Linked DNA regions of Homo sapiens: region 1 is linked to region 2. Evidence: chromatin loops called from intact Hi-C (ENCODE). Cell type or tissue: natural killer cell. All regions are shown on one strand. Links, peaks and the distances in the headings refer to the core of each region. The heading gives the core; the rest is flanking DNA.

Region 1 (15,544 bases), core at 3,039-11,038, 88 kb after region 2:
TTATTCCCCTATTCATTATTCCTAATTTATTTTATAGAAATAAATTTTACTTTTATTTCTTTTAAAAATACTTTTCATAGGATATTCTTTGCTCTGCATTTACTTTTTTCTATTTTCTTCACTTACTTTTAATTTTTTTAAATAACATGCAATAAATTCCCACCAACTATTGCTTCAGCTCTATTCCAAAACTTATGATTACTACTGTTATAAGTATCTTGATTTTCTACAGTAATTTTGGTGTATTATCAACCCTTCTTTGCTTCTCCATATTTTCATGATTATGCTTTTCCTGGGATATAGTCAAACATTTAAATATCCACAAGTTCCTATATTTGATCATCTTTAGATAGAAGCTATTGGCTCTCCCTTATGACAGATGAGAAAATCTCACTCTTTTTACTCCTATCTTCCAGAGTTCACTTCCTAAATTTTGTTAAAGTATAACTTTTTATTGTACTTCATACACTGGTATTATTATACTCTGTATCTGTAATTTAGTCTACATTATATGTTTTCAAAATAATTCAGTGTTTACTATCACTTATATAAAAATGGCTTCTCCAATTATTTCTTTTGTAGGATTTTTATAGGATTTTTTAATTTTGTAGGATTTTTTAATTCTATTTTTCTCCTCAACACACATGAGTGTCTGTCACATTTAAGGTTAAACTATTTTATTCATATAACTTTCTTATGTTGTCTTTCCTTTCTTTGAGAGTGTACACCACTTTTTTTCTTATTTATCTTTTATGATTTTGCTATTTTATTTTTATTTTTAATAGCATTTTATTTCTACAGAACAAAACATATGTGTTGCAGAAGTTAGAAAATAAAAATAAGCAAAAACAAAATTAAAAGATCACCATTTGACTCCCAAAGATCCTCACTGCAACATCACTAAAAGGATATAGTGCATATTATTTAGATATTTTCCATGTACATGAAAATAAACATACACATGCATAATATACAAAATATTTTCCCTGTCATCTAAAACATAACAGTTTCTGTTAATAAAACCAGGCCAGCCTGCTTGTATACCCCACTTGGCAGCTTGCTTTTTAACCTGAATGGAAGTGCATTCTCAAGCTTGAAAACTAATCAAATTACCAAACTGTGTTACAGTATCAGCCATTCTATATCATTTTCCCACGAGGACATGTGTGCCCATCTAATTTGCAGATTCAGGGTGTTCTTTATTTATTGTTTTAATATGAGGGTAAAAAAATAGCAGTTCTATGGCTTCAGGTATCTCTGAAAATAATCTTAAACTGCCTTGAACCATGAGAGGAGAACATACTGAGACCCTCCAAAACATTGGTGGCATTGTCCTTTCAGACCATTTGTAAAGATTATCTCCTAGACCTCTTTATTTATATAATCACAACTTTTATTGAAAGCATTACAATTATTTCCATGGTTAGGGAGCACTATCAGTTCTTTTTCAGTTCAGTTCATTTATTCAAAAAAGATCATTTCCAGCTCTTTCATTCTCTTTTCACTTCACAGTTTCTACCATAAACATGAACTAAAACATACTAATTTGTAAGAAATTTTTGTTGTTTTATTTTTGTTCAAATTACTTTTCCTCTTGTCTCGTTTTCCTATTGCTGTTTCTCTCTTTTTCTATGTGTCTTTCTCTACATGCATGACTACATAAATACACACACATGCATGCATATCCACACAGATACACACATAAAATTTTAACCCTCCACTGTTTGTGTCATAAGAGAGGATACAGTCTGAGAACCAATCCCATCACATAAGTGCTGTATATGGATTCAACCCAAATGGATCTCAGACTCAAGAAACACATTCCTTGAAGTTGTAATGATTTAACAAAAGTCTGTGAGGTAAGTGGATGTTTGAGTTTCTGTTGAAATTTCCCAGGTAAAAGAAGCAAAGGGTCAAATATAATCCATTGTGTCTAATGATACTCTGCAAATTGTTTTGGGTTTCCTTTTTCTCTCCTCTCATGAAAATATTCCAAGGCACTCATCCCTGTAATTCTACCACTTTGAGAAGCTGAGGTGGGAGGATCACCTGAGCTTGGGAGGTCGGGACTGTAGTGAGCCATGATTGCTCCACTGCACTCCAGCATGGGTGACAGAGTGAGACCCTGTCAAAAAAAAAAAAAAAAAAAAAAAAAAAAAAAAACTGAGGCAATGATGGAACACTCATGACAACATAAGGATATATGGCAGAGGGTGGAGGGAAAGGATTAAAAGAAGACAAACTGCTTTTATAACCTAACTGTCCTTAGAAGACCAGGCTAATGAAATGCATTTTCCCTCTAATGGCTTTCATTTCAGAATACTGTGTGGTTTTCCCTGAAAATGTGACGCATTCTCACTTTACAAATCATTTTGATTTCCTCTTGTTGTCACACTCTGTCTAATTTTGCTGAGTTACTGGCAGGACATTGACTACAGTGATGGAGAGTCACCACCAGTATTACTAAGGATCAGATTTTCTGGTTTTATAACTTGAAATCATATGTTTCACTAAGAATTCTGTGACTTAATTTTCCTGAAGATTCATTGACACTAAAAACAAGAAATGACAAGTTTTATAATTCTATAGGCATCACTGTGAAATGCCTGGTATAGAATACGTTTGTGGTAGGTACTCAGTAAGTATTGATTTGTTATTGAATCAATAAATGGCAGGCAAACAGAATAGAGTGATTTATAAAAATAATCATGATGTTTGGGCCCATTAGAATGGACAATTTACAAGTAGCATAATTTAGTAATTTCTTCCCTGGTTATTTGGCCCACATCCAAAATGCAGTCCATACTGTAGAGATGTACAAATCTCTGCTTCTGAGAGAGAGCAATCCTGTGCTCTTGGATGGTGAAGGTCTTTTTGGACAAAGGTACACACACTCACACCCACATATACACAACTCATTCACACATACAGAAGCATACCCAATACAGAAACATTGTAGCTTAAATGAGTGTTGCTGTTGGTATTATATTATCATGTAGGAAAAATAAGTGAGAAATGGATCAACTTTCCATTTTATTGTTCATCATTGGCTGACTCAAGTTTAAAACTGAAAAGATTAGCTCTCAGACAGTCCCTTCAAAGTTTGGAGATTTATTCAGGGTAAGCATCTGGAAGATTTGATGCTTATCTGTTCTATTTAGTGCTGTCCCACCCAAAATGTGGTTAGAAATATAACAAGATTAAGTCTTCCCTATGAGAGGAAGTTGGACCTTTATCTTGTCAGCAAAACTAGAACTGTTGGATTTTTTTAAAAACTAAAACCACTTCACAGCTTCTTGTAATCCAGCTGTATCCAGGAAATAACAATGATAATCAAAGTATCATTCCCATGTTTTCCACTCTCTCCAAAGCCTTCTTTGGGAAATCAGGGGATGATGGAGATATGTGTGTGTTTCTCATTCCTAATAAATTTAAATGTGATTGGATTGGTTTTGTGGGAAAGAGGGAATTGAATAGCTTGAACTTATCTCCTTTGAAACAAAACAAATACTTTTTATTATATCTAGTTTGACCCATAAAAACACTCAGAGGAGTGCAAACCACTTTGGATTTTTGAAGGGAACACTGACAAATGATTTGAGTGATATTTTCCAGAATAGAGATAATGGGACTCTCTTTTCTGTCATAAACAGAAAGAACTTTGGATGGCCTGAGACCATTCTGGGCCATAGTCATCAGCAAGTCCTGCTCTGGATATGTGACTTTGGCATGTCATATACAGAGTTCATCTCAGAGGAGCTGCTAATGCAGGTTAATTTAAAAAGCTCAAAATCTTGCAAATCACCCACCATGATTTAGGGATTATCCCTCCCCTCATTAGAACTGTAAATTTTAATATAAAAAAAATTGAGATAATCTAATTCAGTGGTTTTCTTAAAGTTGTAGTGTCTAACTATGAAATTCTCCAAAGACACTGAAAATTGTAGAAGATAACAATAACATTCATCATCAGTAGTAAGCAGATGGTAACATTTTGTTATACCTAATTCAGATCTCTTTTTAAAAAATAGAAACAAATATTCCTGATACGACAAACCACCCTTCTTCCAACTCCCAATTCTTTCGCCTATTTTTTTCAGGAGAAGTTATCTCAACTTTGAAATGCATGCAAGTTAAAAAATACCCCTCCTACAAACGTATTTATTCAATAATGCTATATGGTTTTGTTTCACATATTTTAAAATTCACATAAATGGAATCATATGAGTGCCAGCTTGCAATTTGCCTTTTCACTCATTATTGATTTTTGAGAACTATCCATGTTGGTAAATGCAGATGTAGCTTATTTATTTTAATTGCTGTATAGTATTCCATTGTATGAATGACATTTGAGAGATGGTAAAGTTATTTCCAGGTTCTCGTTACTTTAAATAGTGCTTCAGTGAACATCCTTGCATGTGTATCCTTGTGTACACATCCCTTGTGCTTCTCCAAGTTAAAGAACATGAGCCCAGACGTGGAATTTCTTACTCAGAGACTATTCACATTTTAGATTTTACTGGATTTTGTTCTATTACTCTTCATAATGGTTGTACAAATTTACAGTCACACCAGCAATAGCTAATTGGTTAAGAGTTTGTGCTCTCAGATTTATTAATTTGTGGCAAATTTGATGAAATGATATCTCATCATAGTTTATGGTTTTTGTGTCTTCTTTAGGAAATCCCTACCTTTGTCATGGGCATAAAATGTTACATGTTTTCTTGTAAAAATGTCATATTACTGATTTTTCTTCTTTAACTCATTTGCATTTTTTCAATGGACATAAAATAATATCTTTTTGTCTTTTTCCATATGGAGAGCCAATTTTCTAGAAATAGTTATTGAATAGTCCACTCACAACTCTTGGCCAGTTCTGGTCACATGGTCCTACCCAAACATGAGGGGAGTGCCCAGAAGTGGCTCCCCACTGAACATATTGGTGAACAGCAATAGTATTAAATAATTACCTACAAGGGATATGATGGTTTTAAAATATGTTCACAGATTCTTTGACACTCTTCTTTTCAAAAGATGGAGTCTAATTTCTCTTCTCTTGTGTGTAAGCTGGACCTAGTAACATGTATTCTAGTGCCAGAAGTGAGGGTGTATGATTTCCAAGATAAAGTTAGAAAAGGTACTGTGGCTTCTGTCTTACTTTCTTTTGGATCACCTGCTCTGGGGAAAGCCAGGTGTTATGTTAGAGGCTACTTGGGCAGCCTTATGGCAAAACACATGTGGCAAGGAACTGAGGCTTCTTTGTAAAAGGCAGCAGTAATTTGTCAATTATGCAAATAGCCACCATGAAAGCAGCTCCTCCCACTCTAGTCAAGCCTGGAGATGACTGCAGCCTTGGCCACTGGGATCTTCACTGCAAACTGAGGACAAGTCAAGTCCTGAGCCAGAGTCCTTAGCCACTCAGCTAAGGTGTTCCCAAACTCTCAACCCACTGAAATTCTGTGAGATGATAAGTGTTTATTTTTGTTCTAAGCCAATCAATTTTGGAGTGATTTGTTTAATGGTAATAAAGGATTAATCCATTGAGTTTCACTAAATTTGAAGGCAATGTTTATTTCAATATGATTTAAAATATAGGTTATGTGGCATAAATCACATCTAATTTGGTAGTCCTAGGAGATTATTAACCTCAAAGAAACGATTATTAATTAACCAGAGCAGGTTTATAAACTGATGGACAACCAGAGGTCTGGAAAGACATTTATATCTATTGAGGTGCTGTGGACAGGAAAAAAAAAAAAAAAAAAAAAAACAGAAACAAAAACCAAAACCTCAAACCAGTCATTACTAATAGGAACCACAATAAAAAGTTGTGTTTTGAATTTGAAAGCTCCAAATTGCCGTGACTCATTTGCTATTCGTCTGCTTCTTACATGGACAACTCCATAGAACCATGCATCCATGGAATAGGGATTGAGTAGGGATTTAATTAATTATTTATTTTTATTTAATGTCACATGATATTAGAGAATGAAACAAAGGTCCGTGTAGTCTCTAGCATAAAAATATCATCTGGTTTCCATACTTCATAAAGTTTTGGGAAGGTCAAAGTAAATAATGTGAGAAAAGGCTTTGGGAGCACAAAAGAACTGTGTTAATGTATCACCAGAATTATGTGTCAGTCAGGAAAAGCTAGGTTTTGCTGTGGTAATGGAAACTCCAAAATCGTAGGGGCTTACAACTTGTGAGCTTTAGTTTTTGTTTATGTTAGACCACTCCAAGTTGGCCATGGCTCTGTCATGTCATCTTCACTCTGAGACCCAGAAGGCAGAGTAGCCTGTAGCCAGAGGAGTGACACTTGTCATACCAAAGAGAAAGAGTCATGAAGGACTTCCTGAAAGGGCAGACTTCATGATTTGCTAGAAAGACTCAGAGCACATTACTGTGTAGTGATGATTTATTACAGCAAAATGATACAAAGTAGAATAAGCAAAGGAAAAGGTACATGGGACAAAGTTTTTTGGAGGAAAACAGGTACAAGATTCCGAGTCCTTATCCAGTGCAGTAACACAGGATGTGCTTCATTCCTCCAGTGCCAAATCGTAACAATGTGTGAAATGTCATCTACTGGGGAAGTTCACAAGACAGACTCAATGCCTAGAGTTTTTACTGAGGGATGATCACAATAGGCATCCTCTGTCCTGCATGTACCCAAATTCTGGACTCCCAGAAAGGGTTCATGGGTTCAGCATAAGCCTTATTCTTTGCACAAACAGTTTAGGTGCTGTGAGCCATCCTTATCAGGAAATGTGAGACCCTTCCTGAAATTCAAGCTCCCCAATTCCAGCTGAGGGCCAATCTTGCACACAGGTCTTTCTAAGCCAAGCAGACTCAGACCTTTTATGCTAATTCTTTCTGCAAAAACCCATATCACTCCTGTTCACATTTTCTTGCACAGAGGAGGTCACATGGCCAAAACTGACATCAAAGCAGTGAGAAAGTATAATCTTCCCACAGGAAGTGGCAGCCGATATTTTGAACTATAATACGATCTACTATAGAAACAACATGAAAAAAAGAGAGAAGAAACTGATATCTCCTACACCTATGTATATGCATACTTTATGCATATTTTCATTGTCTTGGCTCACATTATATAAATTGTTTTAATGAAATGAATTGGGCCAGGTAATCCCAGCACATTGTGACGATGAGGTGGGAGGATTGCTTGAGTCCAGGAGTTCAAGACCAGCCTAGGCAACATAGTGAGAGCCCCATCTCTATAAAAATTAGGTGGGGATGGTAGTGCATGCCTGTAGTCCCAGCTACTTGGGAGGCAGAGATGGGAGGATTGGTTGAGCCCAGGAGTTTGAGACTGCAGTGAGCCGTGATTCCTCCACTGTACTCCAGCCTAGGCAACAGAGTGAGATCCTGTCTTAAAAAAAAAAGAAAATTAGATCCCATTTGACAATTTTGGCTTTTGTTGCCATTGCTTTTGGTGTTTTAGAAATGAAGTCTTTGCCCATGCCTATGTCCTGAATGGTATTGCCTAGGTTTTCTTCTAGGGTTTTTATGGTTTTAGGTCTAACCTGTAAGTCTTTAATCCATCTTGAATTAATTTTTGTATAAAGTGTAAGGAAGGGATACAGTTTCAGCTTTCTACATATGGCTAGCCAGTTTTCCCAGCACCATTTATTAAATAGGGAATCCTTTCCCCATTGCTTGTTTTTCTCAGGTTTCTCAAAGATCAGATAGCTGTAGATATGCAGCGTTATTTCTGAGGGCTCTGTTCTGTTCCATTGATCTATATCTCTGTTTTGGTACCAGTACCATGCTGTTTTGGTTACTGTAGCTTTGTAGTATAGTTTGAAGTCAGGTAGCCTGATGCCTCCAGCTTTGTTCTTTTGGCTTAGGATTGACTTGGCTATGTGGGCTCTTTTTTGGTTCCATATGAACTTTAAAGTAGTTTTTTCCAATTCTGTGAAGAAAGTCTTTGGTAGCTTGATGGGAATGGCATTGAAGCTATAAATTACCTTGGGCAGTATGGCCATTTTCATGATACTGATTCTTCCTACCCATGAGCATGGAATGTTCTTCCATTTGTTTGTATCCTCTTTTATTTCCTTGAGCAGTGGTTTGTAGTTCTCCTTGAAGAGGTCCTTCATGTCCCTTGTAAGTCGGATTCCTAGGTATTTTATCCTCTTTGAAGCAATTGTGAATGGGAGTTCACTCATGATTTGGCTCTCTGTTTGTCTGTTATTGGTGTATAAGAATGCTTGTGATTTTTGTACATTGATTTTGTATCCTGAGACTTTGCTGAAGTTGCTTATCAGCTTAAGGAGATTTTGGGCTGAGACAATGGGGTTTTCTAGATATACAATCATGTCATCTGCAAACAGGGACAATTTGACTTCCTCTTTTCCTAATTGAATACCCTTTATTTCCTTCTCCTGCCTAATTGCCCTGGCCAGAACTTCCAACACTATGTTGAATAGGAGTTTATTGCGGCACTATTCACAATAGCAAAGACTTGGAACCAACCCAAATGTCCAACAATGATAGAGTGGATTAAGAAAATGTGGCACATATACACCATGGAATACTATGCAGCCATAAAAAATGATGAGTTCATATCCTTTGTAGGGACATGGATGAAACTGGAAATCATCATTCTCAGCAAACTATCGCAAGAACAAAAAACCAAACACCGCATATTCTCACTCATAGGTGGGAATTGAGCAATGAGAACACATGGACACAGGAAGGGGAACATCACACTCTGGGGACTGTTGTGGGGTGGGGGGAGGGGGGAGGGATAGCTTTAGGAGATATACCTAATGCTAAATGACGAGTTAATGGGTGCGGCACACCAGCATGGCACATGTATACATACGTAACTAACCTGCACATTGTGCACATGTACCCTAAAATTTAAAGTATAATAATAATAAAATAAAAAAAAGAAAAAAAAGAATTATATAATGACAAAAAGAAAAAATGCAATAGCAAGTATTAGAGAGACTCCAAGTACTGATTAATTAAAAAGTTAGTTACTATTCTTTCCACATTATAAGTCTTTTTTGTTTTTGGAGATCAAGTGGTTCTTTGATTCCTTTTTGAAGGCAAGTGCTTTCATTTTGCTTCTGACTTTCTCTAAAGCAGTGCTGTATTTGTTAAAGCTCTAATCCTCTCAGGCACTTGTGATTAGACCCCCGAAGAACTGTTTCATGGCCTCTGCTATGTTTTCTTATCACTGTACCTTTTAAGCTTTCAACTATATTTCAAGTTCTGGCCTGCGTGTGGCCTTCAGCATAAATTTCGCAGGCAAAGTGGTTTGTTCTAATGCTTTCCTCATCTCTCTCAATTGTTTGCATGCTTCTTTTTATTATCTTTCCATAGCTCTTTGACCTTTTTATTCATTAGCTCAAACCACATGAAATATCATTTGGCTAAGGGTTAAGTCAGAAAAATAGGAAAGGTGGTTGGCTTTTGGCATATATATTTACATTTTTGAATTTTCTATTTTTGCATTTTCAGTTTTATTTTCCTTAAAAAAAACCTTGGGTCCTCACCTCCCCCTTCCTAAAAACACTCATGTTAATTGTATAGAAATAGAAATAAAAATCTTTTTGGTAAAAACAGCAGGTTTTAACTTCTGATCTCTCCACCAAAAAAAAAAAATAGTTATTTAGTAGGAAATTACAATATATTAGAGGGAAGTATATTTGCAGCATAGTTTTAAAAGATAACATCTCCGTTTTCAATGAAGGGAGGACTTTATATGGGTCTCTTCTTTATGCTTAGATGGCAGAATGTTTTATTGCTATTTATAAAAGCCTGCATTAAAAGAATGCAATATTGGTTCTCCCAGAGTGGGATCTATTTGGAAAACTAATTATCTCCAATTGGCTGCAAATTTTCAAGAATCTGCCAAGAAGACAAATCAGGAATACCATCTAAATGACTTATTACAGTCGGAGGTACTTTGGAGCTCTTGAGACCTTCCCAACAGCTATTTAAAACCCTGGCCACTTGCCTCTAGCTTCTTTCCTTTCCTCCTCTCGCTTTAACCTCTGCAGGTGAACTCAGCTCTTATTTATTGGAGAAAATAAGGACCAACTAGGGAGAACTTGCCCATTGTCCTGCCATGCCAACACATTTATCTGCTTTCACAGCTTCCTAATGCCCTTTCCTTCCACCTCAGAGGAGGAGCTTGCTCTGCTCCATCTGAGGCTGATCTTATTACATGGGGTCTTCAAGGTTCTTGCTCCATTAGACAACTCTCCCTCACCTGCAGAGTTACCTCTCCCTCTTTTTTGGCTCTTTCCTTTCAACCTATAGATTTTTTTTCGAATTTCTTCAGTTGAAACAGTAGCAACTACAACAATACCCCTCACCACAACACACATACACACACACTCCGAAACACACACACACATACACACACACACACACTTGCTCCAGCTTCTTTTCTTGTAATTCAGATACCTGTTACAGAACTATCCAAGCCCTGTCACCTGGCAGGTAGCCATTGTCTGGGTGAGGTATCCTGTTGTAATCTGGGTGCAATAGTGGTGAGGGCTCCATTACCACATGACCACTTCTGTTTCCTTTGTAAGCAGAAATGTTTAGCACATTTCGCTTGAGCTGTGTGTGTGTGTATAAATACATCAGTTAGTACGTGGTTAAACGGCAAAAAAAAAAAAAAAAAAAGGCTCTGATGATTTTCTCCCAACTAAGTGGTCAGATAACATGTACTGAGTACTTACCACATGCCAGGTGCTGAGCTAAGCCTTTCATGTGGATTACTGCACTTTATCCTAATGATCATGAGATAGTACTATCATTCCCATTCTCCAAATGAAGAAGTGAAACATCAAATATTGAGTACCTTGCTCAAGCACACAGAACAAGCAGGTGGGATTGACCATTGTTTCCCTGGCAAGACTCCAAGAGCATCCACCTTTGGGGGTAGTAGAGCACATACCTAGAATGCCAACCTTTCAATAACAGAAGTGTCCATTCTCTGCAGTGCTCCTGAGTCCACTGAGATACCTCATATATCCTCATGTGTACCTGTTGATTCTCTTACAGTGGTTTTCAATCTAAGTTAAGCATGAGAATTACGCCTGTCCCTAACCCAGACCAGGTGAATGAAAATATCTGGGGGAAATATGGGTACCTGTGTTTTGCAAAATCTTCCCTGAGTGATTCTGATGTGCAGAAAGGCTCACCGTTTCTCTCTTTTCTCCAGTATCCTGCTTCCTGCTCCCTTTATTCTTTTGTTATATTCTCTTCTGAATGGAGAGAAACCTTTCATTTTGAATAAATAAGATAGTTTGATAATCAGCTCTCTGTGGGTGGTGTTACTGGGAATTATTATAACTGTGTTTTGACTCTTTCATTAAAAGAGAAGTACAACTCATACAGATTGAGTAAATACTTGTGGTATTGTGAAATGATTTTTAAAAGCTCCATTACTCTGGACACTAGAAACAACATGAATCAGATGTCTTCAAGCTGTTTCTAGTTATAGGTTAACCTGAGTCTTGGAAACATTCAGTGAATCAGTGTTACCTTTCAGTTCCTCTGCTATAACCACAGTTGTGTATTAGGTATTCTACCGTATAGGCAGTTTTTAAAAAAATAATGAATCTACATGGTGTATTTAACACATAACTTATTGAGTTTAATTTCCTTTGTTATTTGGGAAAAAATATATTTGAAATCACCAAGCTACTGAATGTGTTATATTTAAGGGAAGTAGAAGAGGGTTTTGAATGACTTTTCTGCCATTTTCAATTTAAGTCTTATATTCTGGGAAACTAAATGCCAAAACTAATTTTGAAAAAAAAAAAGATAAAAATATCTATACCACTTTGTAGAGGGAAAGTAATTATTTTCAAAAAGCATCTCACTTTGCTAATGTTGAGAATAATCTGTGGCTTGATCCCAGGACTCTCTTATTTTGTCCTGGTGGGGGTAACTGTCAGCAAAAATTACTATACTGCTCTCCAACTATCAGCCTTCATTCTCAGAAAGTGTATAGTGTTTCTATGATTTATGACACTAATGGGACTCTCCTGGCAGCAGTGTGATCCATTTTGCTGATATAAAGGAAGCAGACAAACTCTAATCTCCTGTTGCACATATCCAAAGACTGAAGAAGAGACTGACATTTTAATTAGCATGGAAACGAGAGATGTGGAAGCCTTCAGCCCCTGAATGAACTAAGTCCTGCAATAGAGTCATATATAAAAGAAAAAGGCTCAATCATGCTTAAAAAAAAGACTGAAACAAACACTGGCCATTATGTGCTACATCACTTTACCAAAGGACATCAGAATATAAATCTGATTGGAATTTTAAAGGGCAACTTCTATTTTATGAGATAAAGTTTGTGACCTGAAAAATAACCATATTTATAGAATTATAGTAGTATTTGGAAATACTTACAAAGGAATAATTTATACATTAAAATTAAACTTTGAAATATGATTATGTCAAAATTAAAGGGCTGGGCGTGGTGGCTCACGCCTGTAATCCCAGCACTTTGGGAGGCCGAGGCAGGTGGATCACCTGAAGTCAGGAGTTCAAGACCAGCCTGGCCAACAGGGTGAAACCCGTCTCTACTAAAAATACAAAAATTAGCTGGGCGTGATGGCGCATGCCTGTAATCCCAGCTACTCGGGAGACTGAGGCAGGAGAATCACTTGAACCCAGGAGATGGAGGTTGCAGTGAGCCAAGATCATGCCACTGCACTCCAGCCTGGGCAACAAAGCAAGACTCTGTCTCAAAAAAAGAAAAAAAAAATCCAAGAACACTAGACTCAAGTCAAATTGAATAACAATCTTAGGTTTTCCATTAACTAGCTGTGTCATCTTGGACCAATTACTTGATCTTTCAGGGCCTCACTTTCTATGCTAGACTAGATAACCTCCAAAGACTTTTACAACTCAAGCATTTTGTGATTTCAATAGATTTCCCATAGTAGTAGCTAATAAGTGAGCTGGAATTGTAATGAACAAGACTACTCTTCCGTAATAAAAAGGAACACCTGACTGCAAGTCAAAAAAGCTGCCTTCTACTCCTTGCATCACCAATTAAAAACCATGTGATCTGAGCACGTTCTTAATGCCATTTCCTTACCTGTAAATTAGGAATGGTGGTATCCCTTTGCATGGACAGGAGTTTTGAATGAAATGACGTGTGTATTAGTCTGCTTAGGCTGTCGTAATAAAAATACCACAGACTGCATGGCTTAAACACAGAAAAATTTCTGCTCACAGTTCTGGAGGCTAGATGTCCCAGATCAAGGCCTGACATAGTCAGTCTCTGGTGAGGGCTCTCTTCCTTGCTTGGAGACAGCCATCTTCTCTGTGTCCTCTCACAGTGGAGATAGGAACTCTGATGTCTCTCTTTTTCTTATAAGGGCACCATTGTTATCAGATTAGGGCCCCAGCTTTATGACCTCATTTGACATTTATCACATCCTCACAGACTCTATCTTCAAATATAGAAGCATTGGGGTTAGGGAGTCAACATATGAATTTTGGAGAAATACAATTTGGTCCATGGCATATATGAAAATTCTTTGTAAACACATCATTTTCAATTTTGTGTAAACACACAATTTTTATGTCCCAATAAAAATTAACAGCATAAGGAGATTGGGCACTTATATCCAATGTTGGCGAGACTACTGCCAACCAGAAGGTCTTTGAAAGACTATTTAGAAATTTCCACTAAAATATAAAGTGCTTATGCCTTTTGAGCTACTACTTGCACTTTAAGAATGTATACTTCTGAAGCATTCTTAGAATTGCACAAATATATACATATGGAATACTTATTGAAGTACAGTTGAAAAATTGGAAAAAATTAACAAGCAGATAAATAATTTGATACACTATAGTATGTCATACAATGAAATATTTTATATCCAATATGTATCTGTAATGTGAAAAATTACATATCCATTAAAACTGTGGTTAATCTGTACATAGTGACATAAACTGATGTCCAGGACCTGTTAGAGGTCTCCCAAGTAGCTGGGACCACAGGCATGAGCTACTGCACCCAGCCAATTAGTTCTATTTTTGTTGGTGTCACCTCTCCTACATTATCATTCAGAAAGCTAGTAGGTGGCCGTGTTTGGAAAAATAATGGTTTTGAAATATTAACAGTTTTCTCCTTGTTTTTTCTTTAATTTTTTATCCTTTCCTCTGTTTCAGCAGCTAGATGATTCTGTTCTCATTTTTGCAGGTAAAAAACATGACAGCAGATGGGCAGGAAGCAGAGGAGAGGTCTTTTCCTGGGTTTCAAAGGTTATACCCTGAGGCAACAGAAAGGGCCAATGTCCCCTACTCAGCTTCTCCTGCCAGACTAGAAGTCAGAGGAAAAATGATGAAAGAGAGAAGTCTGTGGTGACTAGAACTGAGGATGCAGCATGGTTGGTGTTGACTGATGGCCTGTGAGTAATTTGAATCCCCATATCTCAGGGCAAAGCTGACAACTTGCTCCTCAGTCCTGGTGCAAATCTCTTTCGACAGCAGCTACCACATCATCCCTAGAATGCCCAGGTAAGAGATGCCTGCATCTGTGTAACATTCCCAGCAATGACACAAGAGACTTGTGAACCCCAGAGAAGGTTGAGGATCTGCATCACTAGCACTTGGTGGTGTTGAATAAAACTAGCTTGAGCTTCTTTATGACTAGGGTTAGCAGCAAATTACAGTTCTCTTATAGGGGCAAATGCTTGCGGACAAATTGGATTGTTGTGAAGGCTGTTCATTAAGATTGTTGAATCAATGAGATAGAGAATAAAAATGATAGAAAATTCATATAATGGCCCAGTGGAAGGAACACAGAGCATAAATCAGGTAAGTCAGTTACTATGCCTAACTTCTCATCTGTAAAATCTGACAACAAGAGCTTTATACCCCTTAGAATGGTAGTTTGGTGATGATATACCTAAAAGTATATTGAAAATTTAACAGCAATACAATACTAAGTATCACTTTAGACAGAGATCAAATATGTGTCCTGTTTACCTATTCTTAATTCAACAAACATAAATAGAGTATAGCCACCAAGTTTGAGCAGAATATCAAAAGCATATTTTCACAAGGAAGCCCATTATTACTATTGTAGCATGAGAGAAATTATATCGTTTGCCTCTCCAAGTGATTATGCCTGAGAAAGGTCACTTGAATGCTACATATTCATTCTAAATACTTCTCTGCTGTTTAATTTGCAATTCAAACCTAGTGCCTACTTGTAAACACTGATTAAGCCCCTGTGAGTACCACAGCAAGCTTGTCACTTACAAAGCAAGTTATGAGACCTTGTTCTGTCACCCAAGAGCATTCAATATGACCATGACTGAGTGCAGATTTTAACAGTAGAGGATGTCTACAAGTCTAAACTTGAATAATATTATGATGCCTCATGGAAGAGTAGACTATACATTTTTAGAAGCAATGGTTCTCATTGAAAAAGAAAGTAGGGAGGAGAGAAATTGCCTTACACAATGATTCCAATAAATAAACATTGAAGGAATAAGTAAAATAGAAAATCATCATT
Region 2 (15,544 bases), core at 2,475-10,474:
AATAATAGTCATTCTGACTGGCGTGAGATGGTATCTTATTGTGGTTTTGATTTGCATTTCTCTAATGATCAGTGATATGGAGCTTTTTTTCATATGCTTGTTAGCTGCATGAATGTTTTCTTTTGAAAAATATCTGTTCATATCCTCTGCCCACTTTTTAATGAGGTTATTTTTCTCTTGTAAATTTGTTTAAGTTCCTTATAGACAGTGGATATTAAACTTTTGTCAGATGCATAGTTTGCAAATATTTTTCTCTCATTCTGTCTTATCCATCAATGACAGAGTGGATAAAGCAAATGCAGTACATACACACAATGGAATACTATGCAGCCATAAAAAAGAACAAGGCATGTCTTTTGCAGGAGCATAGATGGAGCTGGATGCTCTTATCCTTAGCAAGCTAATGCAGGAACAGAAAACCAAATATTGCATGTTCTTACTTAGAAGTGGGAGCTAAATGATGAGAACTTATGCATGCAAAGAAGAGAACAACAGACACTGGGGTCTATGTTACAGGAAGTCAGGGACCCCAAATGGAGGGAGCAGCTGGAGCTGTGGCAGAGGAACATAAACTGTGAAGATTTCATCTTAAAATGGACATTTATCAGTTCTCAAATAATACTTCTATAATTTCTTATGCCTGTCTTTAATCTCTTACTCCTGTTATCTTCGTAAACTGAGGATATACTTCACCTCAGGACCACTGTTGATAATTGTATTAACTGTACAAATTGATTGTAAAACATGTGTGTTTGAACAATATGAAATCAGTGCACCTTGAAAAAGAACAGAATAATAGCGATTTTTATGGAATAAGGGAAGACAGCCATAAGGTCTGACTGCCTACAAGGTTGGGCAAAAAGAGCCATATTTTTCTTCTTGCAGAGAGCCTATAAACAGACATGCAAGTAGGAAACATATCGCTAAATTCTTTTCCTAGCAAGGAATATTAAGATTAATACCCTGAGAAAAGAATGCGTTCCTGGGGGGAGGTCTATAAACGGCCACTCTGGGAATGTCTGTCTTGTGCAGTTGAGATAAGGACTGAGATAAGCCCTGGTCTCTTGCAGAACCCTCAGGCTTACTAGGATTGGGAAAACTCAGCCCTGGTAAATTTGTGGTCAGACTGGTTCTCTGTTCTCGAACCCTGTTTTCTGTTGTTTAAGATGTTTACCAAGACAATACATGCACCACTGAACAAAGACCCTTATCAGTGGTTCTGCTTCTGCCCTGTGCCCTGTCGTCTTTCTTGAACCCTTATCAGTGGTTCTTCTTTTTGCTCATTGAAGCATGTGATCTTTGTACCTACTACTCTGTTCTTACACCCCCTCCCCTTTTGAAACCTTTAATAAAAACCTGCTGGTCTGAGACTCAGGTGGGCATCATGGTCCTACTGATATGTGATGTCATCCCTGGCGGCCCAGCTTTTAAATTCCTCTCTTTATACTGTCTCTCTTTATTTCTCAGCTGGCTGACACTTATGGAAAATAGAACCTACGTTGAAATACTGGGGGCGGGTTCCCCCAGTAGGTCTACTCGAGGGTGTAGGGTGGGAAGAGGAAGAGGGGAAGAAAAGATAACTATTGGGTACTTGGCTTAATATCTGGGTGCTAAAATAATCTGTACAACAAACCGCCATGACACAAGTTTACCTATGTAGCAAACCTTCACATGTACCCCTGAACCTAAATTTTTTAAAAAAGCAGACAAATGAAATTATATATATTTTTATGCATTTTCTTGTAGGAAATAATGCCTTTTTCTTATCTAACTTTGCTCTGGAAGCAGCAATAACAAGAGTGATCTGGACTGGAGGATCAGTATCCCCTTTCCTCCCTAGTTTATAGTACATATTGAATGTTTCCCTGTGCCTTAATTTGGTTTGGTTAGTTGGTACATGGAATAATGTCTCTTACTCCAAAAGATATTTGTGTCCTAATTCCTGGGACCTGTGAATATTTTAGGCTACATGACATAGAGTTAAGGTTGCTAATCAGCTGACTTTAAAATAGGGAGATTATCTAGGATTATCCACGTAGACCCCAGGTAATTACAAGGATTCTTAAAAGGGGAAGATCAGAGGTAGAAAAGAACAGAGATATGGCAATCCGAGAAAGACCTGGCCCGAAGTTGCTGGCTTTGAAGATGGAAGAAGAGGACTATGAGCCAATGAACAAGGGCAGCCTTAAAACATGGAAAGGGAAAAAAATGGATTCCCCCTAGAGGCACTTGAAGAAGTGCAGCCTTAACAACATTTGCAGTTCAGCCTAGTGAGACCCATTTTGGACTTCTTAATTACAGAACTGTAAGATAGCAAAGTTGTGTTGCTCCAACATTCCAGCAGTCATAGAAAATGGATATAGTTAGTTTGAATATAAATTCATCTTCACGGGGTTTATGATGAATATTGGTGGATTGGTGTTCAAAATCCATTCTAACCTCCATCTAGTGCAGCGCAGTGGATAGCAAAATATTTTGGCCTTAGTCCATGTGGCCTATATGATCATTTCATTTCATAATCTAGTTACACACAGACACACGCACACCTGAAATAAAAAGCTTTACAAAACAATCCTCCTTTGCTATGTAGGATACAATGATCCATTCTATTCTATTTCCTTAAAAATCAATTGATTTCATGGCTCATTAAATAAATTGATTTTATGAAATTCAAGTAATTTGCAATGTAGGAGTTGAAAAATGCTCTTCTAATATGCATTCCTGCCTGGTAAAATATATTAGAATGCTAAAATTTTCATTTCCTTGACTCTCTTGATTTAAGGTTCCAGCTATGATTAGATTAGACCAATCAAATGCACTTGCATGAAATTAGAGGCCACATTTCAATATTTTTTCTATACTTTTGGAAAATAAAGTGCTTAGGAAGCACTAAGTTTTCTTAGGTAGAATTCTTACGACTAATTACTAGTTTTATAGCCATTGAGAAGTAGGGCTTAGAGTGTAGCTAAGTTGGTTCCTAAAGTCAAATTTCCAGTGGCAGCTTCCTAATTGCCCTGCTTCTTGATTGTATCAAGGGAAACAATTCCCCTTGAAGGTCAGTTCTGAAGTGGTTTTATGAGAATCATTCTAAACCCAACCTAGACCTACTCCTCTAACTCTACCAGTGATATTGTAAGCATTCAAATATGGTTTTAAAGAATGTTCTTCTGAAAGTGGTTTCTGTCTTCTGCAAATCAACCCTGACTGTACAGTGTTACAACTCTTTAAGTATAATCAAGCAAGAAGATCAAAGGAAACAATCAACAAAGTGAAAAAGCAACTCACAGAATGGGAAAATGTTTGAAACCATATATCTGATGAGGATTTAAATTCAAAACATATAAGGAGTTCATACTAGTGAGTTCAATAGTAAAAAAACAAATAACTGGATTTTAAAAATGGGCAAAGGACCTAAATGAACATTTTCCCAGTGAAGACATACAAATAACCAACAGTATATGAAAAGGTGCTTCACATCACTAACCATCAGGAAAATACAAATCAAAACCACAATGAACTACCTATACCTGCTAGGATGGCTATTATCCAAAAGCCAAAAAAGTGCTAGTGAGGGTGTAGAGAAAAAGAATACATTGTTGCTGGGAATATTAATTGTTACATTCACTAAGGAAAACACTATGAAATCTCCTTAAAAAATTAGAAATAGAACTAACATATGATTCAGCAATCCCACTTCTGAGTATCTATCAAAGGAAATGAAATCAGTATGTCAAAGAACTTTCTATCTATCTGCACTTTCATGTTCACTGAAGCATTATTTATAGTAACCAAGATATGGATGATGAGTGGATAAAGAAAATGCAACACACACACACACACACACACACACACACACACACACACACGACTATACACATCATAAACCCTGGAATGATGTTCAGCCTAAAAAAATAAAGAAATTCTGCTATTTGTGACAACATGGATAAACCTGAAGGATGTTATACTAAGTGGAAGAAGCCAGGCACAGAAAGACAAATACTGCATAATCTCACTGATATTTGGAATCTAAAAAAAGCCAACTCATGGAAACAGAGTAGAATGGTGGTTACTCAGGGTTGAGGGGTGGGGAAATAGGGAGATATGGGTCAAATGGTATAAACTTCTAGTTGCAAGATCAATAAATTATAGACCAATAAATATAGATCAACTAAGATCAATAAATATACAGTAGAGTGACCATATTTAATAATATTGTATTGCATACCTGAAACATACTAAGAGAGTAGATCTAGAGAGTAGATCTTAAGTATTCTCACCACAAAAAATAAAGGTAACCATGTGAGGTGATGGTATGTTAATTAGTTTGATTGTCGAAATCATTTCATAAGTTATATGTATATCAAAACATCATGTTGTCCACCTTGAATATACACAATTTCTATTTGTCAGTTGTACTTCAATAAAGCTGAATTTATTTATTTATTTATTTAGTTAGTTAGTTATTGAGACAGAGTCTCGCTCTGTTGCCCAGGCTAGATTGCCGTGGTGAGATCTCAGCTCACTGCAATCTCTGCCTCCCAGGTTCAAGCAATTCTCCTGGCTCAGCCTCCTGAGTAGTTGGCATTACAGGCACATGCCACCACGCCTGGGTAATTTTTGTATTTTTAACAGAGATGGGGTTTCACCATGTTGGCCAGGCTGGGCTTGAACTCCTGACCTCAGGTGATCCACCTGCCTCGGCCTCCCAAAGTGCTGGGATTACAGGTGTGAGACACTGCTCCTGGCCTTGAATTCTTTTTAAAGATGTGGGAAAATTCCATCTACAAATTCTGAGTGTGCCTGGGCCTGAGGTTGTCATGAGGCACAGTCATTCTCAGAGATGCAGTCTTCGTCTTTCGAGCAACTCTGACTTTGTGTGACTGTAGAGGTTTTGGAAGTGACACTGCCCTTAATAGTCTTCATTCCTTTGTTGAGGACCTAAAATCACAGCTGTTAGTTACAGGCCATTAAAAGTGGGTACTATGTATGATATATTTGTTTGAATATATCTAGGATATATATTTTCAATTTTGGGATGATTTCTTTTGCATTCTTTAGTCTTTGAGAATTTTAAGGAACAAAGAATTTTAAAAGCACAGGTTGGCTTGATGTGCAAGCATACATACATATGTATATTCATATTAAGGGAAAATATGAATAACATTTAACTACTGGTATGACCCAGGCACTGACTAATTCAGAACCAAGAGAATGGATGCTAGCCATACACAATCTAGGTGGCAGAGCTGGCACCCCACAGGCTATTAGCCTTGTTTATTAGTAATATTTTGCTAGTCCAGAAAGAATTAAGTTTGTTTACAAAAATTCAAAAAGATAAAATAACTGTAAACATGAAAAGGTAGGCCGGGCATGGTGGCTCATGCCTGTAATCCCAGCACTTTGGGAGGCCGAAGCAGGAGAATCTTTTGAGCCCAGGAGTTTGAGACTAGACTGGGCAACGGAGTGAGACCTCATCTCTACAAAAATAAAAATTAAAAAAAATTAGCCAGGTGTGGTGGTGCATGCCTGTAGTCCCATCTACTTGGGAGGCTGAAGTGGGAGGCTCACTTGAGCCCAGGAGGTTGAGGATTCAGTCAACTGTGATCACGCCTCTGCATTCAAGCCTGGGAGACAGAGTGAGACCCTGTCTCAAAAAAAAAGTTTAAAAAATTTTGCCAAAGGAAAGTAGAAAATAGGAAAGGCAAGATGAAGCCAGTGGAGAAATGAACATTTAAAATACACCTTGCATGGTCTTAGGCACTTTTTAGGGACAGAAGGAAAAGGTGCTTCCCATCATGCTCCACCAGGGGGCACTGAACTTGTGACAGTTTATCCTTTTTTCGCTTTTGAAGTCACTCACATTCTCAATAATACACATGACCAGCTAGATGCTAACCATGCATTGGCTAAATTAATACCTTCAATCTTTAGAAAAACAGAGCATTTTTTTTAGTTGCCAACACAATATTTCCTGTATGCCTTTTCCCCAGAGGGCAGAGGGAAGAATAGATGAGAAACAGTTCCTCTGAACTGATAGAGCATGTGTGAGTTCAGCCTAATGTCATTATGTCAGATTGGATCTGAGTTACAGTGACCACTTAGACATCATGCAATTTGGTGATAAAAGAAAGGTCTGTTTTTCAGCTGTGGTCTCTTAACTAGCTACAAATGATCACCAGGCTGACTGCTTCATGTACTCTTTCTCTCATCATCCTACTACACAGATTTGCTTTGTGGAATTTTATTGACTCTATATTCTTTGAAGTACTTTGCTTGACATACTTGCTGAGGGGAAAATGTTCTAACAAGTGAATGAAGCCTTAGTAGCCTAATATTAGTACCTCTAAATCGACAGCTCTGAAGAATATATAAAAAATTAATGCACGAAGGACACTGCCTGGCATGTAAGTGCTATAAAAGTAATTGCTTCTATGCTGATCGAAAGAAGCAATTAGAAATACAGTCAGCCCTCCATCCTGGCTAATACGGTGAAACCCTGTCTCTACTAAAAATATAAAATATTAGCCAGGCATGGTGGCAGGCACCTGTAGTCCCAGCTACTTGGGAGGCCTCTGAGGCAGGAGAATCACTTGAACCCGGGAGGTGGAGGTTGCAGTGAGCTGAGATCGCGCTACTGCACTCCAGCTTGGGCGACAGAGCGACTCCATCTCAAAATAAATAAATAAATAAATAAATAAATAAATAAATAAATAAATACAGTCAGCCCTTCATATCCATGTGTTCTGCATTTGTGTGTTTACCTAACCACGGGCTGAAAATATTTGAGAAAAATATGCATCATACTGAACATGTATGGATTTTTTTCTTGTTATTATTTCCTAAACAATACAGTATAACTATTTACATAACATTTACATTGTACTAGGTATTATAAATAATCTAGAGATGATTTAAAGTATATGAGAGAATGTACGTAGGTTATATTGAAATACTATGCCATTTTATATCAGGGACTTGAACGTCTACAGATTTTGGTATCTGAGGGAGGTCGTGGAACCAATCCCCCATGGATATTAGGGATGACTGTACTTCCCATTCTCCAGATTAGTCCTCATATTCAAGCCTCAAATAATTAAAGAGATAGAATCACCTACAATTTCAGCAAAATCATTAAAGTTGTTTTTTGTTTTGAAAGAAATGTCAAAAAACAGCAAGACTTCAAGTCTGTTAACTGTTAGTGTTCCAAGTGGTTGAAATAAGAGGATTTATGGAGCCTTAGGGTTTCAGCCTGAAGCCAGAGATTAATGCCAAATGCTTTTCTTTAACTGATATTTTTCTTCAGGCAAAGTCATCCTTGAGGCTACTGGAAAGTCATGGCAATTGAAATACAGAAAGGTGTATATATGTAGGAGTCTCCCAAATAGAAGACTTCATGGTAAAATTTGGCAAATAATGACTTAAATCCTCTTGAGAACATCTGAGTGAAATTGATGCTTATAAGCCATTTTTAAAAATTAATAACGATAAATAATAGCAACAGCCAACATTTATTGAACACTCAATTTTGTGTCAGGTGCTGTTCTAAATACTTAAAATCTGTTGCATTATATAAACCTCACAATTACCTTACGAGGTAGGTAGAGGTTTTACAGGTGATGAAACTGAATATTTACAGAGAGGTTAAGTAATTTGCCAGAAGTCTAACATGCAGTGTGTGGTACAGCCAATTTCAAACCCAGACCATCTGACTCTATAACCCTTTATAATTTCTATACATCATGCCTTCATACACCCATACAGATGAAGACATATGAATCAAACAGCTCCCCACTTTGGCTTCTTGGCTGACTCAATGGCTCATGATAATTAGATGGTGTATGAAACCTACTTACTATAATCAGAATTGGTAGGTTAATCTAAGAAGTCCATGGGTGTGGAAGAATCATGATAAATGACAAATATATTTAATTAGATTCTTTTGATGTCCTTGAGGACAACTTTCACACAAAATAAATATTATTTAGAGTTATACTGGATTTTAAAATTAATCTTTGACTCATTAAAGTAATAACTATCCATAATAGTTTTTTTCTTAAAAGTTTCCATTTAGCTTAAAATATTCTGACTTTACATATAAATGTAGGAAATGTCAACAATTACTTCTAAGAAAAGCTTTATAACTTCTTAGACCTAACTTATACATTACAATTATCCTAAGCATTTAAAAATATCATTAATAAATTCCTTTTAAGAATTTTGAGGCTGGGCACAGTGGTGCATGCCTGTAATCCTAGCAGTCTGGGAGGCCAAGGCAGGAGGATTGCTTGAACCCAGGAGTTTAAGATCAGCCTGGGCAACATAGGAAGGCCTCCATCTCTCCAAAAAAAAAAAAAAAAAAAAATTAGCCAGGCATGGTGGTGCATGACTGTGGTCTCAGCTACTCAGGAGGCTGTGGTTAGGAGGATTGCTTGAGCCTGGGAAGTCAAGGTTGCAGTGAGTCGTGATCGCGCCACTGCACTCCAGCCTGGGAAGACCCCATCTTGAAGAAGAAAAAAATGATTTTGACAAAATTCTTCAAGTATTTAAATAACTCTCATTGTCTAATGGAATAAAGTATAAATATAGTAAATTTTGAGTTCTCACAATACTACAGTAGTATTTATGAACTTAAAAATTTTTATATGTTTATATTAAAAATCAGACTGATACATTTTTAAAACTAAAATGTGCAAGATGGAAACTATGCATCAAATTTTCTCAATAAAAAAATGAACTATACACAATTATTACGAGTATAATTAACTTCAATACCTCTAATCTTAATTATAAATTTCCTCAGTTTAAAGTCACTTATTCCCAACAGATAGTTTTATCACCTCAAGAATTTAGAATTTCTTTCCCAGGTAAACTTGGGGTTATCTTCTCAGCCAAATGAGGTTCATATTTGTCAAAGATTTGGGAGTACTGTGAAGTCTGCAGCTGTAGGAACCCAGGTGTTTTTTTGAATAGAGGTAGAATTCTTTTTATATTGACTATGCTCGTGAGGACCTCAAATCTATTCCTCCAAGTGAGTCCCTGGGATGTAAGTTACACATTCCCTCATTCTCAAAGCTGATTTATATCGACAAACTTCACCTAAGTTGCTTCATTATTTGATTAAACCAACGAATTTATTGACTGTTTGATACTGTTATTCTTTTCAGATTTTTCCTATATATCAACACAACAACACTTGCAGATATTTATGTGATAACCCATCTCATTCTGAATATCTCTTAAGTCTTTTGGTAAATTATCAAGTGAAGTTAAGGACATACATCTGTTTTATTTTAATTTAAAATATATCAATGTACAAGTATTTGCCAAAAAGCATGGGCTTTTCTTTGAATAAGGATATACTAAAAGAGTTTGTCCTTCTTGCATAAACCATAACAATGGTGCATTCTTTGTGATATTCTTTTGGAATAAGGACTTAAAAACACTTGTGAGGCAATCTGAGTTCAAGATCACTCCAGATCGTTGCAATTTCCCATCCGCATGTTTTACAACAGTTTTTCAATTTTTTTAAGTGGTTTGCTTTTATCATGTCTTTCCAAGGCATTTCAAACTTAGTTTTCCTATAAGCAATGTTTTTCTTTTTATTATCCTATTCAAGAAGTGTATATAATATTTTATCAAATTAAATAATTACAAATAAAAATCAGTAACACAACTGACTCCAGATGGTCATACATGCTAACTTACAGGAGGAGTAATGTACATGTGTATTATCAGAGAAAAGCCTTTAAGCTATGAGCACTTAATGTCTTTTGTAGAGGAAATGGAAAAATATTAACTCAAGAAGAAACAGAAAATCTGAATAACAAGTAAAGAAATTGAATTATTAATTAAAAATCCTTCCACAAAGAAAACCCCAGGCCTGGAGGCTTCACTGTTTAATTTTATCAAATATTTCATACAAAATAATGCCAATCCTCACAAACATTTTTAGAAAATAGAGGAGGAGGCAATACTAATTAATACATTCTATGAGGTCATTACAACTGCAATATCAAAGCCAAAGAAATTGTAAGAAATGAAAACTACAGACCAATATCTCTCATGAATATAGACAAAAATGTTCTTAATACATTATTAACAAATAGAATTCAGCAACATATAGAAAGGCTAATATACCGTGACCAAGTGGGATTTAGTCTAGGAATTCAGGGTTGGTTTAACATTTGAAAAAATCAGTTAGTTTAATGTACCGTATTATAGGAATAAAGCACAAAACCATATGGTGATCTCAACAGACTTAGGAAAAGCATTTGACCAAATCTAATGCCTATTCATAATAAAAACTCTTGAAAAACTGGCAATAGAGGAGAACTTTCCCCATTGGATAAAGGGTACTTATATGTTTAATAGTGAAAGACTAAAATCATTTTCCCAATTGGAAAGAAGAAAGTAAATGAGTCCTTTTAATAAGATATTAAGATACTATTAGAAGATGTGATATTGTATGTATAACATTCGAAAGAAGCCAAAACTACTAGAGCTAATAATCATGTTTACAAAGGTTGTAGGATAGATTAATATACAAAATTAATTGTATTTCTACATACTTCCCAAATTGATCTATATATTGAATGCAATCCCTATAAAAATCACAACAGGTATTTTTATATAAATTAAAAAGCTTTTTGAAAAATTTATTTGAAAATGCAAATAAAATAGCCAGAACACCTTTGTAAAAGAACAAAGTTGGAGGACTTATTTAACTAGATTTCACAACTTATTATAAAGCTATAGCCATCAAGACAATTTGGTATTGTCATTGATATGTTTGGCTGTATCCACACCCAAAATGTCATCTCGAATTTTAATCCCCATAATCCCCACATGTCAAGGGTGAGACCAAGGGTGGAGGTAATTGGAACATGGGGGCAGTTTCCCCAATGCTATTGTCATGATAGTGAGTGAGTCTCATGAGATCTGATGGTTTTATAAGTGTCTGGCATTTCCCCTGCTTGCACTTCTCCTTCTGGCCACCCTGTGAAGAAGGTGCCTTTTTAACCCTTCACCTTCCATCACAATTGTAAGTTTCCTGAGGACTTCCCAGCCATGCACAACTGTGAGTCAATTAAACCCCTTTCCTTTATAAGTTACCCAGTCTCAGGTATTTTTTCATAGCAGTGTGAGAACAGACTAATGCAGTCATAAAGATAGGAATATAGATTAATGAAACAGAATTGAAAGTCCAGATATAAACTCATATTTATAGTTGATTAATTTTTTTAAAAGGTACCCGTTTCAATGGAGAAAGGATAATCTTTTCAACAAGTGGCACTGGAGCAATTGGATATCCACATGCAAACAACAACCAAAACAACAAAACAAAAACCAAACCAAACCAAACCAAAAAATCCTTAGATTTTTACCTCATAACATAGACAAAATTAACTCAAAAGATATCGAAAGGAGGAAAATAATTTCTTTTTTCAGTCTTCATAAATTTATAGCTGGAGCAGATTCCTGTTAATTAAAGACAGATTAACAAGAGAAAAAGAAACATTTTTATGTTTAATGCATACTGTATGTACATCATGTGGGAGGAGCCTCTCAAAAGTCTCTCACAAGGTAGTGGCTTGGAGCTCTGCCTTAAATGGTATTTTAACAAAGAGCCATAAATTCTATAGTGATAAGACAAAGGGGTTCCTTGCAAAGGCAGAAAACCTGTGGGAAGGTAGTAAAATTTGTTCCCAGATTTTCCTAGCCCTGCTGGTGCCAGCTTCTGAGCTAAGAGCTGAGTTATGACCAATAAAGACAGAATTTCCATCTCTGTCTTCAGGAAGGAAGGAGAGGGAGCAGGTAGAAAGATATTTTGTCTTTGTGAATTGCTGTCCCCATCAGGCAAGCACAGGGAGAGGCAGATGTCCTTCTGTGTTTTAGTCTTCTTCAGCTCAACAATCTTCGGTATTTTAGAAAGAAATATTTTGGTTTTCTTTAGTGTTATTGACCTAAATGTAAAATTTTTGTTGAAACAAAAAATTTCTAGGGGAAAACACAGGAGAAAATCTTCGTGCTCTGCAAAGGATTCTTAGACACAAAAGTTGGAAGAGCCATTAAACAAAAAGAAATTGCTCAATTAGATTACTTTAAAATTAGAACTTCTTGTGTTTCAAAACGTAGCATTAAGAAATTGAAAAGACAAGTCACTTCCTGGAAAAAAATATTTGCGAATTATCTATCAGATACAGGGCTTGTATCCAGACTAAACAAAGAACTCGTGCAACTCAATAAAAATAACAGAAACACCAAATTTACAAATGGATAGGTTCAGAAAAGATTCTAGTGAGTGTCATCTACAGGAACAGCTACCACTATGCAGTTACAGGGATCAGCAGACACTGATGGGAGCACCTCTAGGAGCCACATAAAGACCTGCTGTTAGCAAGAGGAGCCAAGTGGAAAGCATCTTGTGAGGTTGCTGGGAGAGGCCCACAGGGGTCAATGCATGCTGTTTGTGAACAGCAGCAGGTGGTAAAAACAGATGGTGTTGAGTGCATAATGTGGGTGGGAGTACCTTCTTGCTCACACAACCCCAGCCAACTGTCATCACCATCATGGGCCATCCTCCAAGAAAAAAGGGGTGTTAGCCCCAGTTACCTATTTATGTGTGTGTGTGTGTTGGGGAGAGGAGTGGGAACACAGGGATAGTTGGTATTTTAGCATACATTTCACTGAATATAAAGAACAACAACTTCCTGCCTTGATACCAAAAGTGGTTTCAAGCCCAGAATCTCTGAGTAGATACATATATTAGGCATCTAAATACAAAACAAAACAAACAACCCCTCCCAAACAAAACAAAAAACAGTATAAATTTATGTGAGAGAAGTCTAGGACCTTTGAGTTTCAACCAAGAAACACTTCAGAAGTAGTAAATAAGTCCTGATTGTTTTTTTCTTTGTCCCATTTATTCTGCACAATAATCTCATGGAATAGGTATATTGCAAGGCAGAAAACAGAGACTCAGGTATATAAATTAATGTATCCAGGATTGCACAAGGAGCAAAACAAAAATACAGTTTTGGTTTCCTGACTTCAAATCCTGTGCTTCCATTCTGCCAAGATCTCATATTTTTTGACAAGTAAGATCCAGGAAAGATAATTTCATGTTTCTTAGCAACACACAAATTGGAAATGGTACCTTTAGCCTTGGCAAGACATATAGTGGCACCCCAGTGGGAGTGGGCCTTCTGGGATTCTTTTTTGTGCTTGTGAATAAGACATGATGTTTATATTTTGGAAAAGTCTTTCTGAGCCCCAATTTTCTCTAGAAAATGAAGATAAATTATATTTTACATTAATTAATTAATTATTTTCTGTCTCCTTTACTAGAATGTCACCTATATGAGAACAGGATCTTTACCCTATTCCCTTCCCATAGCACTGAATAAGGACATTTTGTAAATATTTGTTGAATTTGTGAAATAAATGACTATACTTTGTACTTGTCACTGTTACAGTAGGTAGCTAGTCAGACATGAGCGGGGCAGGAGAGAGGTGTCATGAAACCATCAGGTGACAGTCAGGTGGTTGTAAAAATATCTCTCTAACATAATAATTGGTCACAGCCCATGCCAGGGAAAGGCAGATTCCCAATAGACAGAAAGAAAACCCCGAAACTGGTAATCAGCAGCTTCCCAATAAGATCTCAGGAGCTGAGTGAGTGGACTCAAGCATGCACATTAAGGCAAAATGTTAGAGTTTAAGTGATATATGACCTTCCTCCAGGAACAGGGAAAAACTGCCTCAAGTAAGGGAAAAATGCCTCAAGTGAGCAAGCGTACAACATCAGTAAATCCACTTGGCCCCTCCCAAGTGCTGGTAGGCCACTGCACATGTGGACAGCCCATCCCAAGGGAAGAATCAGGGTAGAAGAGAAACAGACCCCCCAAAAGCATGCCAACATATAAAACCCCAAGTCAAAGTTCAAACTATGCACTTGAGTGTCTCAAGTCGCCCACTTGTCCCTCTTCCAAGCATACTTTACTTCCTTTCACTCCTGCTCTAAATTTTTTTTTTTTTTTTTTTTTTTTGAGATGGAGTCTTGCTCTGTAGCCTGGCTGGAGTGCTGTGGCAGGATCTCTCAGTTCACTGCAACCTCCGACTCCCTGGTTCAAGCAATACTCCTGCCTCAGCCTCCCGAGTAGCTGGGATTACAGGTACACGCCACCACACCCAGCTAATTTTTGTATTTTTAGTAGAGACGGGGTTTCACCAAGTTGGCCAGGATGGTCTTGATCTCCTGACCTCGTGATCTGCCCTCCTCGGCCTCCCAAAGTGCTGGCATAACAGGCGTGAGCCACCACGCCTGGCCTCTAAAACTTTTTAATAAACTTTCACTCTGATCTAAAACTTGCCTTGGTCTCTCACTCTGCCTTATGCCCCTCAGTCAAATTCTTTCTTCTAAGGAGGCAAGAATTGAGGTTTCTGCAGACCCATATGGGTTCACTGCTGCTAACATCACCTGAGTTAGTTCTTCAGGGCTGCTGTCACAAAGTGCCACTAACAGAATGGCTTGAACAACATGAATTTATTGCCTTATAGTTCTAGAGGCTGGAAGTCCAAGATCAAGTTGTCAGCAAGGTTGGCTCCTTCCAAGGGCGGAAGGAGAAATAGGCTCTTTGCCTATTTTCTGATAGTTTCTGATGATTTGCTGGCAATGTTTGGCATTCCTTGGCTTCTGCTGCATCACCTTGATCTCTGACTTTGTAGGAAATCAAAATAGTTTACCTCAAAATATATTTCTTTGATATATTTCAAAATGGCTGCCACAGTACCAGCTGACTGAAATTGCCCTGCAATGCTGTCTTTTGTGGGGGAAATTTGCATCTGTAGAAACACTCGTTAATGCAGCCAAGGCTTCCCTTTCTAGGCCTTCCCAGGATCTAGGAAAGATTAACTGAGACGATGACACCTTTTAAGGCCTGAAAAAAATGTTTTCCAACTATTCTACCTGAGGGCTACTACCTGTGAGGCTTCATCTACATAACAAGACCACCTTCGCTGGACAAGCCTCTTCCTTTCTCCCTCCCATAACATGTCTTGCCACTAAAACCTGGTTTACCAACAGAACCTGGTTTTGGGTTTTTGGCCATGCTTTTTCTCATTCTGTCTATATTCTCAAAATAATATATAAGCTTCTGTAACTTGTTGGGGAATTGAGTCTTGATTCTGAAAGCTCCCATGTATACCGTTAAATTCATGTGCCTTTTCTCTTATTAATCAATCTGCCTCATGTCAGTGATTTTTTCAGCAAACCTTTAGGGGGCCTTGGTGCCCACAACTTAATTTCCACATGAAATTTTCCCTGTGTGTGTGTATGTGTCCAAATAGCCCTTTGTTCTAAGAAATTACAACAGTTCTATTGGATTAGGTATCCTTATAGGCCTAACCTACTCCAGAATAACTTTATTTTAACTAATTACATCTGCAATGACCCTGTTTCTAAATAAGGTCACATTCTGAGGTTACTAGGAGTTAGGATTTCAACATATGAATTTTTGGGGACACAATTCAACTTATAACGTCA

What was found. A loop is a pair of places that touch in the nucleus more often than their neighbours do. Peaks named below come from ENCODE experiments on the same cell type or tissue, not always from the same donor. Only the 100,000 strongest peaks of a DNase experiment are listed, where the experiment ranks them.
Region 1: it touches region 2 in a loop (2.9-fold over the local background); 4 of 110 quality-filtered maps call a loop at or near these places.

The regions. Positions count from the first base shown.
Region 1 is chr14:38,067,998-38,083,541 of GRCh38, forward strand. No RefSeq gene overlaps it. Among named protein-coding and RNA genes, the nearest start is that of SSTR1, 130 kb to the right of the region's middle. In natural killer cell, for the core only: no CTCF peak of the experiment used is centred there; DNase peaks (open chromatin) are centred at 5,854, 6,564, 6,934 and 10,514; H3K27ac peaks cover 3,283 bases.
Region 2 is chr14:37,980,244-37,995,787 of GRCh38, forward strand. No RefSeq gene overlaps it. Among named protein-coding and RNA genes, the nearest start is that of LINC00517, 86 kb to the left of the region's middle. RefSeq lists an enhancer at 14,475-15,148. In natural killer cell, for the core only: CTCF peaks have their summits at 5,797 (motif pointing right) and 5,997; a DNase peak (open chromatin) is centred at 5,818.